2 separate regions of the Mus musculus genome follow, and region 2 is linked to region 1. Evidence: chromatin contacts called from ENCODE Hi-C or POLR2A ChIA-PET data. All regions are on one chromosome and are shown on one strand. The core of a region is the stretch at or near the end of the contact, and the rest is flanking DNA. Distances in the headings are between cores, read along the strand shown.

What was found. A loop is a pair of places that touch in the nucleus more often than their neighbours do. ChIA-PET counts read pairs that join two places held with the same protein, here RNA polymerase II (POLR2A).
Region 2: a loop to region 1 is called in a map of heart, with 1.8 times the contacts of the local background. The contact joins the enhancer-like site here to the promoter of Rasa3 in region 1. A Hi-C loop is called at or near these places in 7 of 37 maps with a recorded cell type or tissue (gastrocnemius, heart and left cerebral cortex). POLR2A ChIA-PET finds 5 or more read pairs at or near these places in 2 of 5 experiments (Patski and embryonic stem cell).

What each region holds. Positions count from the first base shown.
Region 1 is chr8:13,675,718-13,683,065 of GRCm38, forward strand. It overlaps Rasa3 (RAS p21 protein activator 3), which reads right to left and starts at 1,870. Exons shown (of 24, transcript NM_009025.2): 1 at 1,676-1,870. The coding sequence starts at 1,730. It overlaps Gm46032 (a long non-coding RNA gene), which reads right to left. Exons shown (of 2, transcript XR_001778519.2): 2 at 7,151-7,348.
Region 2 is chr8:13,642,039-13,648,431 of GRCm38, forward strand. The region is part of intron 1 of Rasa3 (RAS p21 protein activator 3); the gene reads right to left. Among named protein-coding and RNA genes, the nearest start is that of Rasa3, 32 kb to the right of the region's middle. Within about 2 kb of position 2,318, at least 1 of the 3 ENCODE cell types and tissues checked has a DNase peak (open chromatin) inside an H3K27ac peak, as active enhancers do; it is heart, where a contact is called at or near this core.

The DNA.
Region 1 (7,348 bases), core at 620-3,119:
TCTTGAGAAAAAAAATGATGAGGAAAGATAAGGCAGAGACGCCTCTACCCAACCTCACTCACTGCCACCATCCCCCTATGCAGTCAGAGGCAATGAAGGCTCCAATCATACCCTTATTCAACGTCTAGCAACGGAGGAGGGACCTTCTGACTTGTCCCCTCTGCTGCTCCCCTAGTGAAGACCCGATTCCGGCAGACAGACTGAAGTCTTTCCTTCCCTCCTGTCTTATTTACTATGTCATTCTGGAAAAGAAATCCTCTTTGTTTGAATGGAACTAAAACCTTTCCCTGTGTGCACAGTAGCCGATGCTAGGATTGAAGCAAGCACACTGTACTGAAAGGGAAAGAAAGTCTTGGACCCTTCTCACCAACTGACCTGATTCTGCCCCAGCAGTATTCCACAGCAACCTCCCCAGATCCTTGAGCAAAAGGGCACAGCACCCCTGGAGCCTGGTGGACTCACTTGGTCAGAGGATCTGGCTGAAGGAAACTGAAGCTGGCCACCCTCACACAAGTAGTCTTTGCCCACAGAGGACAGAAAGCAGCCCCTTTCCTCAGATGGAAACTGACAGCAATTCCAGGCATAAGAGCAAGAGAAATCCCTCCCGTGCCCTCTGCTCCAGCCCAAACACCACATGCTCTCCGCAGCGCTTCTGAACCAAAGATCAAACTGTCTCGGGCGATGATTCAAAAGCAAAATAAAGCGGACAGGAAGCAACACGCTGATTGCGAGTAGCTGGCATTCTTCAGACAGCATCGAATGTCATCAACAACTGACACCAGGCTGTGACTGTTGCCACCCACTAGGGGCCTTTTCACATGGGAACAGGCCAGTAATGTGGGGCGCAGTTCAGAGGGAAAAGACTACAGGGACGGTGCACTAGGACCCAGAATTCCTTCCAAGAAAATTGGCCCCTGCCCAGTGTGTTAATGACTTGATGTGTAACGGTCACTTCAGAAAACCACTGTAAGGAAGTAGACTCACACGTCACTCACAAGATAAAAAACAACTGGGAAAAACGAAATCTCCAGGTTAAAAAAAAAAAAATCAGGAAGTCCTCTCCAGGTCTCTCCAGTTCCACTTCACTCCCCGTTCCTAGCGTTGCTGCCGAAGTCCCGACCAGCCCAGAGCAGCCTGAATGCCAGGCCTGCCGGCCACAGCTCCCACGGCCAGTTCTCAATGAAAGGAGGGGGAGGTGCTGGTGGCTCCATCACCAGGCCTGCAGCGCGCAGACACCACACACACACACACACACACACACACACACACACGGTCGCGCGCGTGCACGGCCTCGAAGCCTGCAGCAGCCGAAAAGGTGAAGGGGCGCCCCCTCCTTGGGAAATAAGTTCCTGCGCACAACTGTGGAGAGGACACCAGGAGACTGACATCAGTAGACCCGATCCCTGAAGTGGGAGCACCCAGACGGATCCGCGCGTGCTCGTGCATGTAAAGTCAGGCGCCTGGGATCTGGAGCGGTGCTGCGCACACGGACACACGCAGGCAACCACGCGCGCTCACTCCCACAAACAGACGCCCCCTGATACAGGTCCCTCCTCCCCCGCAATGCCACGGAGAACCGGGCAGTCTAGGCGGAGAAACACGAGGAGCCGGTCCAGCCCGGCCGGATACCAAGAACAGGGGTCTGGGGAGTTGCCCACGCCACCGCGGTCCTCACCAATCTTGATCCTCACGCTCTGGAAGACCCGCAGTCCCTCTTCCTCCACCGCCATGCTGCTTGTCGACCTCGCCAACGCGCGAGGGCCCGGCAGCGCGGCCGCAGAAGGGGGACAAGACAGGGGAAGAAGCCGGCAGACGGAGCCGAGCTGCGGATGCCCCCAGAGCCCCGCGCGCTGCGGTCCGCGCTCTGACCGGGTGCACCGCCTCGCGCCCTTCCATTGGCAGAGCTCGGGGGCGGGGCTGCGGGCGCCTTCCTTCGCCAGAGCCCCGATCTTCATTGGCTAAGGCTCTGCATGGGGTGGGGTAGTACGACTCCGCCTACTGTCAAACACTGCATTCCATTGGTCGGGTCTGTAAGGAGGCGGAGGCGGACTCTAAGGCGGGATCGGAAGGGACTTGCCTTGGAGTGCCCCTGAAGCGGTCCCTCTTCACAGCCCTCGCTGGTCCGGTCTCTCTGGACCTGGGACAAAGAGAGATCGTGAGTATTGATCTGTGTTTTGACCGCCAGGTCCCGTAAGACCGACTCGCACTTAAAATCTAAAAAGCTATATTCAAACAAAAGGTATGAAAGGAAAAGATTTCCTCTAGCCCCAGCTTCAGCGACTGAGAAAAGTGACACCTGCCGATCGCTCTGGAGAAATCAGAAGGTGATATGCTGTCAAAGTGAGGGCAAGTGGACCCTGTGCCCAGCAAGCAGTCCCTGCTTACCCTGTGGTGTGCTTGGGCAGCCTCAACGCGGCCCTTGAATTTAGCATTCCAGAACCTTCAAACCTGGTGCTTACTGGCAATTTGATTGGTATGCAACTTTAGAATTGTTGTATCTCTACAACGATACTGTGAGGTCCTATCCCCGATCCCTCCACTAAGTTTTTCCTGCAGCTGGCATAACTCCCAGCTTTCCTAGAGGGCCAAGAGCTCTAGTCCCTCGTTCCTTATAGTAGTCACAGAAGTGTCTCCCAGAGGCCCTGGTGGGTGGGGAGTGGCGGTAGAGATAGCCTCTGCAGTGGGTTTGAAGGAGGCCTGCCTTTCGGTAGGACTGAAAACGGAAGTGGCATCGCTTGAGGAGTCAGGAGGCTAGGTCATTGATACACCAACTGAAAGGTGTGACACAAAAATCCCTTGGTGCTATACGGTAGCTCTCTCACCAGCAGCCAAAGAGCAGAAATACAGTGTATAGGCAGGACACCCAGGAAGGTGCTGGAACTCCAGAGAAGCTGATTTGGAACCCTCCAGAAGCTGCTGTGCCATAGACAGGCTCTGACTGGGAAGAGAGGGAGCCGCTCTGGGTTAACACATCTAAAACCCTGAATCTCCGGCTCAGGAACTCAGCTTAGTGGTAGAGAACTTGGGTAGGAGGCACATGACTGGACAGGGATGGGGGTGGTGGTGGGGAAGGACACAAAATCACCAAAAGACTGCTTTAGCTGGGCTGCTGTACTGTGATAAAGCACCATGACCAAAAACAACTTGGAAACCATAAATAAATAAATAAATAAATAAATAAATAAGATGGGGAGGGGAGAGGTGGTGATCTCAGTGCAGGAGACAGAGACTGGCAGATCTCTGGATTCAAGACCAGCCAGATCTGCAGAGTAAGTTTGAAGACAGCCAGAAGTACACAGAGAAACCCTGTAGTAGACCCTTCTCCAACAAAAGGACTTGGGGAGGAATTGGTTTATTTTCCTCAGAGTTCATCATCAAGTCAAGGCAGGAACCTGGATGCAAGGACTGACAGAAGCAGAAGCCACTGGAGAGCGCTACTTATTGCCTTGTCTGTTGGCTTGTGCAGCCTTCTTTCTTACCCACTCCAGACCACCTGACCAAGACTGGCACTTCCCACAGGGACAGATGCCCGTAGAAGGACTAGACGAGCTAACCCTGAGCTGCCGCAGAGCTAGGCCCTGACAAAAGCGAGGACAGGGGCAGAAAGGGGACCAGGAGCTGACAGGAAAGCTGGTAACCATCAGCATCAAAGAGGATGTGGTAGCATCATGGCCACCAGGACAGGAGAGCCAGGAGAGAGACAGACACTCCCAGGAGAAGGCTTCCCCTGGATTAATTAATAAAACCAAAGGCAATCAGTCAGAGTGAGCAGCTTCCACACTGACGGCCTGCTACCGAAGATGAAGCTGAATTCTGAGGAGGACACCCGGGAGGTGCCTGCTCCACACAGGTGCACGCTAGACCGCTCAAGGGCATCCCAAGGGCAGGCAGCTGATTAGCAGAGGGTTTCACTTAGATCTTTCCAGGATGGCTAGGGCTTGCAGTCCCAAGGTCATTTTGCTCCAAATGCAATGCAGACTTGTAAAGCTAAAAAACCAACTGAGCCCTTCATAGGACTGGCTCACAGTAGTCTAACTCATACTCAGCTTCATGAAGGCACTATTGTGTTGAATATGAAGTTTGTGTAGGCAAATTTAGTAGACATCCGAACACCCATACAAGCCTTGAGCCTGTAGGCTAAGAGCTATCCCTGTTGGGAAGGCCAGTCAAGGTATCAGAATAGAAGGTGAATGGTAATAACACATCCCAGGACAGAGACCGCTGCTGCCCCTAGAGACACAGGAGGTCAGTGTGGTTCAGTAGATATGTTCCTGAAGAGGCAGATAGATTTTGAAGGGGAATAAATCACCACAGACTCAAGCCACTAGCCTCCTTGCTGCAGCTCTGGTGCCAGGTCAGATCTGCCCAGGCTGTCAGGAGCTGCCCCTTGCTATGGAAGGAATTGTAGTTTGTCTGCAGCCTCCAGGAATAGCTTGTCCCTACCCTGTCACAGCCCTTTTCTGCACTACCTCAGCCTAATTCATGAGTTGACACTGTAGTTAGCAAAAGGTTGTCAGGCAGGGAGAGAGAAGCAGACTTTGCTGAGGCTTAGAAGCGCCCAGAAGCAAGTTGACAGACTTGTGACAGCTACTTGCTGAAGCGTCCAGGAGTCCAAAGCCCTCAGGAAATCCCTCATAAACAAAGATGGACAATGTTCACTTCCCACCCTCCTCTGTGAAGAAGGGCCTGAGGCCAGCAGGTTTATTGTGAAACTGGAGTCACTTCTGTGACCCATCTCTAGCAGGCTGAAAGTTCTAGGTAGAGAGCCCTGTAGCTTATCTGCCCACGTGGCAGACCACCGCGCTGTCTGATTCACACTACCCTCGAGACTCAGGGAGCGAACACCGGGATGGTCTGGGGATGAAAATTCCAAGCTGAGCTTGGCTGGAGGAGCACAGACTGGTCCTCCAGGTTCTGAAGGGAACTGCCATAGGAAAGAGGAATGATGCTCACCAAACAGCCAGTCAGTCTAGCTCAGCCCTAGTAGAGCCATGCAGCCATAAGGCTATCGGCCATCACAAGCAGAAGTCGATGATACCCTCCAGGGGTGCCAGGCAAGCCCAGCTGCCATCCATCCTAGGCTGCAGACAGCCTTGAGCAAGGCTGAGGCACAAGCATCTCTGTCAGCTGGTGACAGCAGGACTTATACCACATGGGACTGGATCTTGGTCTTCCTACCAGAACTTGAGGCTTCTGCCACCTAGGCAGAAGTGACAGTAACTTTGTGTTTGTGTCTCAGGGTTCCGTTCCTGGACCCCACCACAAACTTGGCATCTGGTGTTCATTATCCATGCCACATGACGGAACTGATGGGAAAGAACCCAGATTGGTCACCAAGGAGAGACCAGTAGCTCTCAAAGCTGCCCTCACTATCTATCATGCTTAACGAGACACACAAGTCTGTCGTACACAGAATAGACCCCTTCCCCTTGTGAAGCACAGGTGCCTATGGAGGGTGTCTTAGGTTTCTCCACCAAAGAACTATGTGGATCTTGGTGTTGTGTAACACTTTCCTCCAAGACTGAAACATTCTTATCTTGCAGGGAAGGCCCTTAAGCAAAAAGGTAAAAGACTCAAAATAACTTCAGGAAATCCCTGAAACCCACCAGCTTCACTAGGCCCCTCCCTGACAGAGTAAACAATAAAACCCGTGAGTCCCTCTCAGAGACTCAGAGCCAAGCTGCAAAAAAGACTCTTAAGACCAGACCAGCTCTCCGGAAGAAGCAGAAACCTGCAGAGCTGCCTAGAGGAGGTTTAGACCAGAGTCACTTGGAAAGGACATTCTCCAACCTATTGAGCTGCCTGCAGGCTCTATGTGTGCTCCAGGTTCCCAGATTTCTGAGCTGTCACCGGAGCTGGGGTGAGCTTTGGTGATGCGCTGTCTTTGAGCCATTTCTGCTCCTATAACCCCTCACCAATACCCCTGTAAGTAACGACAGGAAAACGCATAATTCCCCAAGTTGGTCTGTTGTAGGCTCCCTACCTTCAGTAAGTAGGAGAGAGAGAGAGAGAGAGAGAGAGAGAGAGAGAGAGAGAGAGAGAGAGCTTTACATCTCCCCAGAAAAGTTTTGTGATGCAACACTGGCCTCCCCAATCCACACCCTAGACACCAAGCTATGGAAGTGGCACATAGGAAAATAGGAATCTTTAAAGCAGTGGTTCTCAACCTTCCCAGTGCTGCAACCCTTTCATACAGTTCCTCATGTGGTGGCGACCCCCCACCATAAAATTATTTTTATTGCTACTTCATAACTGTAATTTTGCTACTGTTATGAATCTTAATGTAAATATCTGATATGCAGGAGATCTGACATGCGACCTCTGAGAAAGGGTTGTTCAATTCCCAAGGGGATTGAGGCCCACAGACTGAGAACTGCTGCTTTAAAGGAATGAGAGGTGGAATTTTAGAGCCATTTTGTGTTGTTTTATTTTGTTTTACGAGATAGGGTCCCTGGATGTCCTGTAACTCTCTCTATAAACCAACCTGGCCTTGAACTCATAGAGTCCTCCTACCTCTGCCTCCTGAGTGCTGGGATTAAAAGCGTGCACCACCACTGCCTGGCCCCATGACTCCTTTTTTTTTTTTGCAATTTCTTTTTTGTTCTCTGATAGAATACCCTTCTGTTCTCCTCAAAAATATTTCTTGAACCCTTAGCAGCCTGAAGAAAGATACCCAAGCACCTGCCTCAGGCACCACTATGACAGACAAATGTGTGATGGAGAGATGAATGAGACCAAAGCCCGGGGGTGTTGTACTCACTGGGGAAGGGTGGAACTGGAGACTCATCGGCAGTGAGGAACAGGCAGAGGTGAGGAGGTCACAGTGAGGTCCTGGGTCCCAGGGTCATGTCTAGATCCATGGTCCTGCTACAGCTGGGGTCCCTGTCAATGTCTGTAGCCCAAGTTACCACCAAAGGCAAAGTGGATGTCCCTGGTCTGGGCTGCCACCGGAGACCATGTGGACATCTGAGGACTGTGCTGCCGAGGGGGCACATGCTGATCTGAGAGGCCTGCAGACCCGTGGGGACAGGATAGATAATGTAGCAGAAGCCAGAAGTCTTGAACAAGATCAATGACTCATTGCAATGAGCATTTGCAAGATGTGTGAACAAAAGGGTGTGCTGTGTGACACACGATGACACACTACACCTTCCATGACAAGATTTTATTAAATTCTATCTTATTTTCTTTGTGGGGGAGAGGGGGGTTGCAATGGCAGTGGGCAGTTACAAAGGGACGGAGAGATGAATGGAACTGGGGTACATGATGTGATAATCAATAAGAAGCTTAAAGAGAATTCTTGAGACGTGTGAAGACATTAGGAGCTACTTAGATCATTTGTTATTCA
Region 2 (6,393 bases), core at 1,068-3,567, 33 kb before region 1:
TTGGTGGGTCGAAGTATTAAATCCTGAAATTTTTTATATAAATTTCACATGTATGCATGGGAATCTATATCTATATATCTATACATATTAGAATACAAGTATTGCTAGTCACAATGTGACAGCTTCAGATATCAGATCTCGTTCACACCCACATTTTCCCCATAATTTTCTAAGCCCAGACTATAAACTAACCTGCCACCAAAGAGTCTAATGTACCCACCCTCAAGCTGCCACTGGGCCCAAGTCAGGAAGGCAAGATACACTCCAAGTGCACACAACGGTGGCAACAGGTGAAGCATCCAGGGAAAGACAGTTGGGTATTTGCCACACTCCCTCTGCGTGCAACATATTCCATTCGAGACTATACTGCAGATCTTAAACAGAACTGTGTATGTCAGCACATCAAGAACTTTCTTTAGATCCTGGTGTGGCAGGAGGTGCCATGGCAGGTTAGACCAGTTACCTGTGTGCACGTCTTAATGTGTGCCAGGACCTGCCTGGGAACTGAGGCGGGAGCTACACAACAAAGACCAATGGGGTAAGAATTACGTGGGCCACTGTGGAAGCAGACACGGGGACCCACAGAACGCAGGCACGCTGCTCCACTATCTTCTGTCTGATTTATGATGGAGGACGACGGGGCAGCTCCACCGTTAACCAGTCACTGTACTGAACGCACAGGAGCCTCTTTCAAAGCTGCCCTTTAGTGAAGGATAGACCACCCCTGAAGGGTCAATGCCTTGTTCTGCCACCAACTTCCCAGAGGATTAGAATACCGGCTTCTCCAGTAACACACCGTCAGCTGCCAACCTTCAGGCCCCCAGATATGTGGAGGTATTGCTCATATTCACAGCTGCCCTAAACTACAGCCCCAGGTAGAGATGCCGGGACAGGGCTCTCTCCAGCTGTCTGCACATGTCAACACAATAGCCGTATATCACATCCTGTCTAGCCCTCAGGGGCCATCTACACCACAGCAGCCACAGATGGGACCTGCTCATTCAGCTCTATAGGCTCAAACTGGAACGATGGGGGAGCCTGTCCTGACCCTGGACCCATGACTGTTGTCACGATGACTCTGCTCCCTCCCAACTCCTGCATTTGCTGAATAAAAATGAAGGAACATAAACACCTACAGGCTTTCATTGGATTCTGGTCTCATTACACCTCTGCTTAGCACCCCCACCAGCCATCCCCACCCCCACCATCCACCCACTGACTCCCAACAGCCACACCTCCAAACACCTACCAGTCACCACCATGACCACCACCAGCCATCTCCATCCCCACCATCCACCCTACCCGCTAACAGCCATCTCCCACCAGCTATCCCCCACCAGCCATCCCCCCAGCCCTCACCAGTCACCACCATGACAACCACCAGCCATCTCCACCCTCCCACCAGCCACCTCATCCCCTACCAGACACCCACAGGCCACCACCAGCCATTCCCACCCCGCACCAGCCACTACCACCAGCCACCCCCCAGTCCCCACCAGTCACCAGCATGACCACCACCAGCCATCCATACCCCCGCCAGCACCCACCAGCCATCCCCACCCCCACCAGCCACAGTACACAGTAGTTAGGTCCCAGGTGTCATTGGCTTCCAACACAGTCCGAAAGGTGCAGCCACAGCGGGTCTTTGATGATGTTCTCTGGGTAAGGCTGTGATCAGCTCACTGGGCACTAGGGACCTGCATTATATACCGAGAATGAGCAAGCCAATCTGAGCTCCTGGGTTGCTGACCTCTAGCTGAATAAAACCCCCAAAGTAGATCCGGGTACATTTTAAATAGTATTTAAGATTAGGTGTCACTATCATTGTGCTACACTTAGGAAGTGTCACACTGCTATGGACACACAGGGCATACCTAGGACAGGGCTGCAAAGCATCTGCTGCTGCTGAGTCGTGTGATGCCTTGCTATCCAAAGCCCATGTGGGTACCCACGGTGTCCAGCCACGCTGAGCTCCAGCTACCGCCTCCACCCTCGGGCCCAGCCCAGCTAAGTGGCTCCTCTCACAGCCCTCAACCCATGCCACCTCTAAGGTCATTCTCTTGAGTCACCCTAAACTGCTCCTTCCCTCTCAGAGCTTAACCCCTTGAAGGAAGGGAGTCCCTATAGCCAGACACTCCAGAGTTCAGGAACAGGAGGCTAAGTGACTCTGTATCTGTGGGTTCCTAACCCATCTGAGTCTCTGTGCTGTTACACTGCTCCTTAAATCAGCGAATAAAAAGCAAAGCAGGAAGGAGGCCCGGACATCACCAGGGACTGTCACTCAAAGGCTGGGAAGCTGCAGCTCTCGCAGCCAGGGGCAGTCAGACCTGGAATGCAGGCCCTTCCTGTCTCCCAGGCTCCTGTTGCAATTACACTTTGGTCTTAGTCACTCACGGCACAGCCATTTCTAGAGAGTTGTCACTAAGCCAGTGGGGTGGGAAGCTCCGGGTAGCTGTGAAGGAAGGAAATAAAAGGAAACAGAGGGGGCTGGAGGATGGCGAGGCTAAAAAAGGAATGGTGTGGGGAGGCTAAGGCCAGCGCTCTCTCTCTCTCTCTCTCTCTCCAGAAGCTCCCAAAAGCCCCTGGGAGGTGTGCCCAGGAAGGCCATCTGAATAAAACCTGCTTTCCTGGGGAAGCCTGTGGCCCCTTCAAAAATGACCTGAGGGCAGGGAGGTGACAGGAGGTGTCAGAATAATGCAGACCAAGGGCAAGTGCCAAGTGAAAGGAGAACTCTCTCCTTGTCTCCTTGTGCAGGGACCAATAGAGAAACACCTGCCTGCTTGAGAGAAAGCAGAATTGGGGGGGGGGGCAGGATGCCAGCCAATTCTAAGGCTCCCCAGCACGGCAGGCTGCAGCAGCTAACTGTTCTCTGAGGTGAGGTGTGAGGGACACATTTTGTATATCTCTTGTCTTGGGTGTTTGGTTTTTTGTTTTGTTTTGTTTTGTTTTGTTTTGTTTTGTTTTTTAAATTTTAACAGCTCTACTGAGACAACATTTCAACACTGCACAGCACACAACTGACTAGTTCCCAGGAGAGCAGCAGAGTTACGCAAGTGTCACCAAAGCCAATGTGAGAACATTCTTGTCCCCTGGAGGAGGCCAGTCCTGCTGTCCCTTCCCCTTCTGTCCCTCCAGCCCGGAACCCTACACCATGTGGTGACATTTCTTCTCAGGGTTCATTTACATTTTAGTGGCTCCTGACTGGGAGCGGCTTCTCTGGGTGATATCCTACTGTGAATGGACCATGGTGACGGTGACAGTGATGGTGATGGGTGTTGGAGTTGGAGCAGCATCCATGCTTTCATTGCACCAGAATGAGGGGAAGGAAACACTCAGTGGGGTCCAAGATTAAACCAAGTGCAGCCACAACCTGCACCCTCAACCAACGGAGCCAACTCCTGCCTCTTCAACAGCCCAGCCTCCCTGCCATTTCTGAGCAAATCTCCTCCAAGCTGTCTGCTGGCTCCCTGCTGAGAGAGAGAAGGAAGCCAGCTGCCATCTTCACTGTCAGAGTGGGCACTTTGCTCAAACTGAGTCCCTGCTTTCTTTCAAAGTCAACTATTACATATCTTGATCCCCATCTACAACATCAGCTTCATCCATCCGTCTGTCTTCTGAGAACCAGGTGTCATGCTCTACTCTGGGTCAGGGGTCCCTGGAATCCATGGTAAATCACAAACATGTGGGCTAGAGAGATGGCTCGTTGGTTAATAGCACCGGCTGCTCTTCCAAAAGACCCAGGTTCGATTCTCAGCACACACAAGGCCACTTACACAACTGACTGTGCTCCACAGGCTCTGACAGCCTCTTCTGGCCTCTAAGGGCAGCAGGAGTGCACGCAATGCACAGATACACGTGCAGGCAAAAACACCTGTACACAAAAAGTATTGACATTTTTTTAAACCCAAGTGTCACTCTGGGGTGTGGTCCGAGTCACTCACTACATTTCTGGCCAGCCACTGCCATCCATCCACCCGACTTCGTCACTGCCCACCCCCTTTCTGAGTTGTTTCCCCAGCGTCTACCGCATCCAGGGTGGAGACTGGGACCCCCACCACCCACAGGTCCTGGCTTGGGGCTCCCGTTTGCTAGCTTCACACTGTTTGAATTCCAGTTTTACACTGGCTTCCTTTTATACTCCTGCATACAATGTTCCATTACAGGGCTCTTTAAAAGCACCAAGTGGCTCGCATCTCTGTAAGCACTTGCAGCAGAGAGCCCGTGAGGGGTCTGAGGCTTAACCTTCTCCAGTAAAGGGCACTTTGGTTATTTTCTATCTTCTGCTGTTACCAAAAAAGCAGTAATTAAATAGACCTCTATAGATTCCATTTCTGTGTGATAAATTCCTAGAATTAAAATCTGATGCAAAATTCATTTAAATGACCACATTGCTAGACAGATAAAAGCACCAGTTTCCCATGGCCTCTCTATGGTGTCCATTTATGGTATATGTCTGTTTATTACAAAGAGATTTTTTTTGAAGATCTCTAACCCTATGCCATTAATTCAAAAGTTAAAGCCATTTCCTGGTAAGCAATCTAAACTACTTATACATAACACTTCTCCCCAACTCGCTCTTCTTCCCCCTTAGGACAAGGGACAGGTACAGACAGGGACTGCATTCAAATTGTCTAATGGGATCCCTGAAGCCATAGTTTAGGGACATCTACATCAGACTCATTATCAAAATCTCCATTTCCCCAGCGTCTTGTGGACCTTACTTCTAATTTACTGAAGTTCCTAGGTGTATGTCAACCTAGGCAACCTTCCTGGGCTATGAGGTCACTAGAGCCCTCCCTGACCTGACAGCCATCTCTGGAGGAACCACAGATCTCAGACAAGATGTCACAGAGATGTAGCAAGAGCTCCTCCTCCATGTGCAGTGTTGATTTTGAGTCAAGGAGCCGATCTGGGAGACACTGCATTTGGGGAACCAGCCACGAGGCACTGAGACTAAGACAAATTAGAAGCCCTTACCTCCCCAAGGCAGTACAGAGCATTGTCAAAGCACTGTTAATAGTATATTTTATAGTGTGTGTACATATGTATTACATATTCTATTGTATACTATATGTACTATATATACACATATACATGTATAGTATAAATATACAAATGCATATATACATATAACATATAATGCATACACATGTATGCATATAGTATATAATATATAAAATGTATATATACATATAATACATAATGCATGTACACATATATGCACACATATATAGTATATAAGGTATAACATGTATATATACATATAGTATATAAAACATATATACCTACATGTGCACATATATAGTATATAATATACATATATGTGCATATATAGTATATAATATATAATGTATATATACATATATGCATATATAATTATATAGTAGTTTATATTGTAAGCATTCCCTTTGATTAAAAATTTGTCATCATCCCCCCCGCCCCCCTTCCCTGGGACAGCATTTCTCTGTGTAGCCCTAGCTGTCCTGGAATTATGTAGTCCAGGCTGGCCTCAAACTCAAAATTAGAAGGCACAAGGTTCGCCTGCCTCTATCTCCAGAGTGTTGGGAGCTAAAGGTCCCAATATCGGAAGCCTGTGCAAGACTCCGTGCACACAGGCTACAGATCCCACTTGCCTGTGGCTGATCCCTGTCTGGCCTGCCCTCATTGCCGACAAATGCCAAGCCATAAAAATGGTACCAAAGGCCAGCCCTGGGCCAGCTTCTCATCCACCTGACTACTCTCTACCAACAACCAGCTCATTGCAAACAGTGCCAGGACCACCAGTCCTGACCTGGGGACAAGGGCTTCCTCCTGTGACAAGCCTGCTTCACTTGGAGGTCATTCACCCTCTAATTTTGGGGAACTCTTTTCTCCTCTTTCTCCTTTCCACACCATTAGCTGAAGGAGTCCTGGACTGGATGTGTCGAGAAGATTTAGCAAAACCTTTTCCCGTCTTCTAATCATCAGAACCTGGCCTCAATTCAGCTGATACAAAAACAAAACAAAACAAAAACAATGACAACAACAACAACAACAAAAAACAACAACAACAACAAAAAACAAAAAAAAAAGGGAAAGAAAAGAAAAATCTAGAACCAATGTTAAATGGATGGCTTCTATTTGATCATAAGCCTCTGACAAGAAGGGAAAACTATTTAAATATTTACTGGCAAATGACAAAATGTCCCAGCGCCACAACTAGAATGCTCTCTTATGGAATTAGATGTCAGTCACATACTGCTCAGGTTTAAGGGGCCCTGAGGACTGCTCCAGCCAAAGCCAGGTTTTTTTCATGGAACACAAGGCAGTCTGGCTTCTCAGGCATCCTGTGGGTACTCTAGGCTATCTTGGACACTTCCTGGGAGACTTCTGAGCACAGAGAGGACACAGTGT